Regions from separate parts of the Homo sapiens genome. Here region 2 is linked to region 1. A link is a contact called in ENCODE Hi-C or POLR2A ChIA-PET data. All regions are on one chromosome and are shown on one strand. The core of a region is the stretch at or near the end of the contact, and the rest is flanking DNA. Distances in the headings are between cores, read along the strand shown. Region 1 holds the start of NR3C1 (nuclear receptor subfamily 3 group C member 1). Region 2 overlaps ARHGAP26 (Rho GTPase activating protein 26).

The links. A loop is a pair of places that touch in the nucleus more often than their neighbours do. ChIA-PET counts read pairs that join two places held with the same protein, here RNA polymerase II (POLR2A). Pooled maps may share reads with other maps.
Region 2: a loop to region 1 is called in a map of pancreas, with 6 times the contacts of the local background. The contact joins the enhancer-like site here to the promoter of NR3C1 in region 1. A Hi-C loop is called at or near these places in 41 of 168 maps with a recorded cell type or tissue (CD14-positive monocyte, Caco-2, HCT116 and 25 more), 26 of 37 single-sample maps with no recorded cell type and 36 of 50 pooled maps. POLR2A ChIA-PET finds 5 or more read pairs at or near these places in 8 of 52 experiments (A549, HEK293T, MCF 10A and 5 more).

The regions. Positions count from the first base shown.
Region 1 is chr5:143,402,128-143,405,329 of GRCh38, reverse strand. It overlaps NR3C1 (nuclear receptor subfamily 3 group C member 1), which reads left to right and starts at 1,644. Exons shown (of 9, transcript NM_000176.3): 1 at 1,644-2,119. It overlaps LOC128966704, which reads left to right. Exons shown (of 2, transcript XM_054328421.1): 2 at 414-664. The coding sequence ends at 444. RefSeq lists enhancers at 1-48, 449-588, 629-698, 1-743 and silencers at 749-2,018, 2,259-2,338, 2,549-2,648.
Region 2 is chr5:143,101,109-143,104,310 of GRCh38, reverse strand. The region is part of intron 17 of ARHGAP26 (Rho GTPase activating protein 26); the gene reads right to left. Among named protein-coding and RNA genes, the nearest start is that of ARHGAP26-IT1, 90 kb to the left of the region's middle. Within about 2 kb of position 1,725, at least 3 of the 41 ENCODE cell types and tissues checked have a DNase peak (open chromatin) inside an H3K27ac peak, as active enhancers do.

The DNA of each region.
Region 1 (3,202 bases), core at 395-2,894:
GAGAGTGGCTGTGGCCGAGCGCCCGAGCAGGATTAGGTGGAGCTGCGGCAGCCCCCGCCCGTGTCAGGAGCTGGCAAGCGATGTCACCTGTGGGGGCGCAAAAGTTACCTCCCCAAACCCTAAACCCACACAGCACAACCTTTCCCAGAGTCACAAAAATCATAATCTGTGCCGCACAAGGTAGGAGGCTCGGTCCCGGCATCGTCCAAGCCTTCCCGACGCGGCGAGCTGGGGAAGGGAGCTGGGGCGGGGGCTTCCCGCACGGGCACCCCTCGCCCCACGGCCCTCTCCTTTCTCAGGACGGACCACGAGTTCCCTTCCCCTTGGACTGAGGGGGAAGCTCCTAACAGGAACATCTGTAGGGAGTTGAACGCTGGCATTTTAAAGCTGCCTGTATTTTGTTTTATTTGTAGGGGCAGGGGTCCTATGAACGTGATAGGGTGAGCAACGCACAGAGTCGAGGGCAGCAAATGTCAAGATTCGGGGGTGGGGCCTGCACCGGGAACTTGGACGCGGGCCCTGGCCGGGGTGGAAGAAGAGGTCAGGAGTTTCGGAAGGGGGGCTATATTTCGCCAGCAACTTACTATTTCGCCTGCAACTTGCTTTTAAGCCTGCCGCCCCCTGCTTTCCTTAATCATAATAATAAAAAAAAAGTGCAAAGAAATCCAGCTCGCTGGAGGTTTTGCATTTGGCGTGCAACTTCCTTCGAGTGTGAGCACATTGGGCGGGAGGGGTGGGGGTTGAACTTGGCAGGCGGCGCCTCCTTCTGCCGCCGCCGCCGCCTCGCAGACTCGGGGAAGAGGGTGGGGGACGGTCGGGGCGCGGGGGAGGGTGGGTTCTGCTTTGCAACTTCTCTCCCAGTGCGAGAGCGCGGCGGCGGCAGCTGAAGACCCGGCCGCCCAGATGATGCGGTGGTGGGGGACCTGCCGGCACGCGACTCCCCCCGGGCCCAAAGTACGTATGCGCCGACCCCCGCTATCCCGTCCCTTCCCTGAAGCCTCCCCAGAGGGCGTGTCAGGCCGCCCGGCCCCGAGCGCGGCCGAGACGCTGCGGCACCGTTTCCGTGCAACCCCGTAGCCCCTTTCGAAGTGACACACTTCACGCAACTCGGCCCGGCGGCGGCGGCGCGGGCCACTCACGCAGCTCAGCCGCGGGAGGCGCCCCGGCTCTTGTGGCCCGCCCGCTGTCACCCGCAGGGGCACTGGCGGCGCTTGCCGCCAAGGGGCAGAGCGAGCTCCCGAGTGGGTCTGGAGCCGCGGAGCTGGGCGGGGGCGGGAAGGAGGTAGCGAGAAAAGAAACTGGAGAAACTCGGTGGCCCTCTTAACGCCGCCCCAGAGAGACCAGGTCGGCCCCCGCCGCTGCCGCCGCCACCCTTTTTCCTGGGGAGTTGGGGGCGGGGGGCGAAGCGCGGCGCACCGGGCGGGGCGGCCACGCCAGGGGACGCGGGCGTGCAGGCGCCGTCGGGGCCGGGGTGGCGGGGCCCGCGCGGAGGGCGTGGGGGCAGGGACCGCGGGCGCCCCTGCAGTTGCCAAGCGTCACCAACAGGTTGCATCGTTCCCCGCGGCCGCCGCGCGGCCCCTCGGGCGGGGAGCGGCCGGGGGTGGAGTGGGAGCGCGTGTGTGCGAGTGTGTGCGCGCCGTGGCGCCGCCTCCACCCGCTCCCCGCTCGGTCCCGCTCGCTCGCCCAGGCCGGGCTGCCCTTTCGCGTGTCCGCGCTCTCTTCCCTCCGCCGCCGCCTCCTCCATTTTGCGAGCTCGTGTCTGTGACGGGAGCCCGAGTCACCGCCTGCCCGTCGGGGACGGATTCTGTGGGTGGAAGGAGACGCCGCAGCCGGAGCGGCCGAAGCAGCTGGGACCGGGACGGGGCACGCGCGCCCGGAACCTCGACCCGCGGAGCCCGGCGCGGGGCGGAGGGCTGGCTTGTCAGCTGGGCAATGGGAGACTTTCTTAAATAGGGGCTCTCCCCCCACCCATGGAGAAAGGGGCGGCTGTTTACTTCCTTTTTTTAGAAAAAAAAAATATATTTCCCTCCTGCTCCTTCTGCGTTCACAAGCTAAGTTGTTTATCTCGGCTGCGGCGGGAACTGCGGACGGTGGCGGGCGAGCGGCTCCTCTGCCAGAGGTAAGAAGCGAGGCGGGAGGGGGCCGGGGCGCGCTCGCTCCCCCGAGGTGCCGCTGGGACCGGAGACAACTCGGGGGCCGCCGCGGGAGCCTACAAACTTTTATTAGCCTCGGGGAGTGGGGGTGGGGGGCTGGCAAGGGCCGGGCGACGGTGACGAAAGGGCAGCGCGCGGGTGACAGCGCTGGCCTCTTCCTCTCCCTCCGCAGGCGTCCCCTGGCCGGGCCGAGGGGGAGGAACCTGACCTCGGACGGCGAGCGGAGCCCTGTCGAACTGCCGGGGGCTTCGAGCCTCTCATTCCTCGCGGGAATCCTGGCCTCTTTTCTCCCCCTAGTGTCCCCTTTCCCTCCAAGGGGGTCGCCCGACACCCGTTTTCGTGGTGAACGCTAAGCCGCGTCTGAATTTTACTCGCCCGAATATTTGCACGCCACCCCGGCGCGCCCGAGCGCGAGCCCGGGCTCCGGGGAGGCCCCGGCGGCGCCTGGCTTGAGGAGGGCGTGCGGGGCGCGTGAGGGTGCACACGCGGGGGGCTGACAGCCCGCAACTTGGAGACTGCGGCCGGGGCCGGCGTTATCTGTTAGAAGTGGGCGTGTCGGAGAGAGAACTCAACAGGTCTGGACGTACTTCTCTTTTAACCTCGCACTTTTTTCTCTTCTCCACCCCCGCCCCGCAAGGGCTTGCTCTTTAGCGTTTGTTGTTAATTCGCGCCTGAGGTTTCTAAGTGGCCCCTTTTAGAAAAAGACCCCCTGTAACCGTAATGGTTTTGTGCTGCGATTTTTACAAGTGCTAGTTTGACGTTTGGGGTTGCAGACTTGATAATTGCAACCTTGTAATACCACTTAAGACCCTCTGGCATGGTTCATTAGGGCCAATTAATGTGGCTGGGTTATTTGCAACTTAAACTGGGGGATAATGTCGCTTGAGGGAGCGTTTTCGTTTTAGGAAATATTGTTTTGGTTTCGGGTTTGAAGGCAGCTGTCAAAAAAGCGGCATGGAAATTCATTGGGCTCCATTCGATACCTCGTGTTTAGAGATCGTTATCGCCTCAGATAAACGGGGCAGAGAGGTGGGGAGATAAGCAGTTTA
Region 2 (3,202 bases), core at 476-2,975, 300 kb after region 1:
CTCAAACTCCTGACCTCAAATGATCCACCTGCTTCGGCTTCCCAGAGTGCTGGGATTACAGGCGTGAGTCACTGTGCCTAGCCAGCATAAATATTTTTAATAGATATTACCAAACTGTCACCCATGAGATCTATGTCAATTTACATTCCCACCTAGAAAATTTTAATATGCCCATTTCCCTAGGACCTTTATTTTTCCTTTTGGTGCTTTCACTAGCACCAAAATAAGGTATTGCTATTTTGAAAGCTTTTATCTTAAGTTTCATTTCTCTCTTTTTTTTTTTCTCTAGGTCTATCCATGTTGTAACAAATAGCAGGATCTCCTTTTCTAAGGTTGAATAATATTCCATTGTGTGTATATATATATATTTTTATTATACTTTAAGTTCTGGGATACACGTGCAGAATGTGCTGGTTACATAGGTATACATGTGCCATGGTCGTTTGCTGCACCCATCAACCCGTCATCTACATTAGGTATTTCTCCCAAGGTTATCCTCCTCTTCCCCCTACCCCCTGTTAGGTCCCGGTGTATGCTGTGCCCCTCCCTGTGCCCATATGTTCTCACTGTTCAACTCCCACTTACGAGTGAGAACATGCAGTGTTTGGTTTTCTGTTCCTTCTCTTAGTTTGCTGAGAATGGTTTCCAGCTTCATCCATGTCCCTGCAAAGGACATGAACTTATTCTTTTTTATGGCTTCATAGTATTCCATGGTGTATATGTGCCACATTTTTTTTTTTATCCAGTCTAACATTCATGGGCATTTGGGTTGGTTCCAAGTCTTTGCTATTGTGAACAGTGCTGCAATAAACATACGTGTGCATGTGTCTTTACAGTAGAATGATTTATAATCCTTTGGGTATATACCCAGTAATGGGATTGCTGGGTCAGATGGTATTTCTAGCTCTGGATCCTTGAAGAATTGCCACACTGTCTTCCACAATGGTTGAACTAATTTACACTCCCACCAACAGTGTAAAATCGTTCCTATTTCTCCACATCCTCTCCAGCATCTGTTGTTTCCTGACTTTTAAAAGTTTCATTTCTTTGAAGAGTAATGATATTGAACTTTTTCCCATGTCTACTGATCCAGTGACTTTTAAGGTCCCAGGCACAATTAGTCTGCAGCAAAGCAAATCAAAAGAACAGGTAAAGAAGACGACATACCAGGCAAGGATGGCACCTTAGTTCTACATTTTAAAAATTTAATAAAGCTCTACACCTATTAAGGTATCCTTGTGTTTATAATCCATATATCTTTCACAAATTTTCATGGGGAAGAAAAATAGTTGGGAGATGTCAGATCCCCCCTGTGAAGCTGGGCAGACTCCACCAGACTCCACCATGGCACTTGGGAGGCATTATATAAACGTTTGTGGCTACCACAGAGACCAAAAATGGATTGTGCTGCCTCTTCCCTGGTCTATTTCATAGAGGCACTGGGATGCTGTAAGGACAAAGCAAGCAAGGGAGGTGAAAAAAGTACTGAAAATTATCAAGGGCTGTACAAAGCACAATGATAAGGAGAAGGAGGAGGAGAACTAATTTAAACAGAAGTTTCAAAGAGGCAGGATTGGAGTATATGCAGAGAACGTTATTAGTGAAGAATGCTTTGGTAAGAAAGCAAGCTTTCTCCTCTGGTATTTCATGAGCTGTGCAATGAAAGAGTCTCTGTCTCCCTAGAGCCCGGATGGGCGACGCAACAGGCACAGGGGTGTAACCAGGCCACAAAGTCCCAAACGCCAACTTTTAATTGTGTGACCGGCATGGGTCCAGCAGTGATTAGCAGAACCAAGCACTGTTGCTCAAGCTTTATGAGGATCAGCATTCTGAGTTAGGGGAGGAAAAAGATTGCCTCTGATAAGAACTTGTTCTAGGAGAGTCAAACAAGCACCCCTTTTCTGCATGTTTGGGGCCGACACTGAGGTCTTTAATGAAGGGAAACCTCTGAAAGAAATGGAGGTGGCATTTCTAGGAAGACCTGCCAGGGGAGACTCACACTCTGGTACTTGCTAGTGGAACAGACTGAAGTTTATCAGGAGGGAGCCCCAGGCCTGGAAGGCAGGAAGTGAAGAGAAGAGGGAGGGATATCTGGGCTGGAGCAGAGCAGTCTCCCCAGCCAGGCGCGCACTGTACGGGTTCTCTGTGAGATGTAGAGAGGGTCCCTTACTCACGGTCCTGCTGTCTATATCACTCAGAAACAAAACCACCACCAACCTACCCAGTTCCACTTACCACATAGTTTTGAATCATGGAAAAGGCTAGTAATTACTACAAAAAAAACATGCTGCAGGCTCCTGGGGCTCCTGGCTATTGTTTCATGTTCTCCAGACTCCAGTTCTATCAGCGCCACCACAGCCCCTAAGGAAAATAGAACCTGTTGCCATAGTAGCTGCTTCCCCCTTTTTAAGGAAGGCACACTCTAAGCCATTATGGAAGAAAAAAAAAAAAAAAGCTTTTATGTCATATGACGAACTTTCCCTTCTCCAGCTTCTCTCCCTATCTTGTCCAGTTAAATTTTGTGTAGAACATGCAGCAGAAATTGAAATGTCGACATTTCCATTAAGCAATGACAAAAAAATTAATCCAGTTCCCAGAGAGAGGGAGGTAGGAAGCAATTGTTCAAGGCAACAGTGTGTGTGTCTGTTTCAGGGAAATTAAAAAAAAAAAAGAAGGGAAAAGTAATTAAAGAAAGATATTACCTGAAGAGCATTATATCTGACAAACACCAAAGCACTGCCTGGTTGGATGTTAAGGAAAGGAGAGGGAAAAAAATCAGAAATGGTGACACCTGATGAGAAGGAGTCACCCCCAAAGAGCTAAGAAAACAATCACCTTTTGTTAATAAAAACCAAAGGAAAGAGTGAGGACTGTATGAAGGCCCAGGAAAGACACATTTAAGGCCCACTCCCTGAGCAGAAATAGAAGGTGTATGGGGCCACAACCCTACATCAAGAGACCTGTTGGTCCCCAGCACTGAAAGTGAAACAAAAAATTATGAGAAAGAGAAATGACACACTCGAACCAGAGTAATTTTCTGTTTTGCCCTCATCTCTAAAAATGCATCCTTCCTGCCAGACTCATTCTCATTCCTTCCTAACTCTCTTGCAATGATCCAAGAGAGAGGTGTTCTGGCATATGACGCATTCTCAGTGATGCTTCTCAAGTGAAGAATGGCTTCAGAACTCTTTGGTTTTTTGTT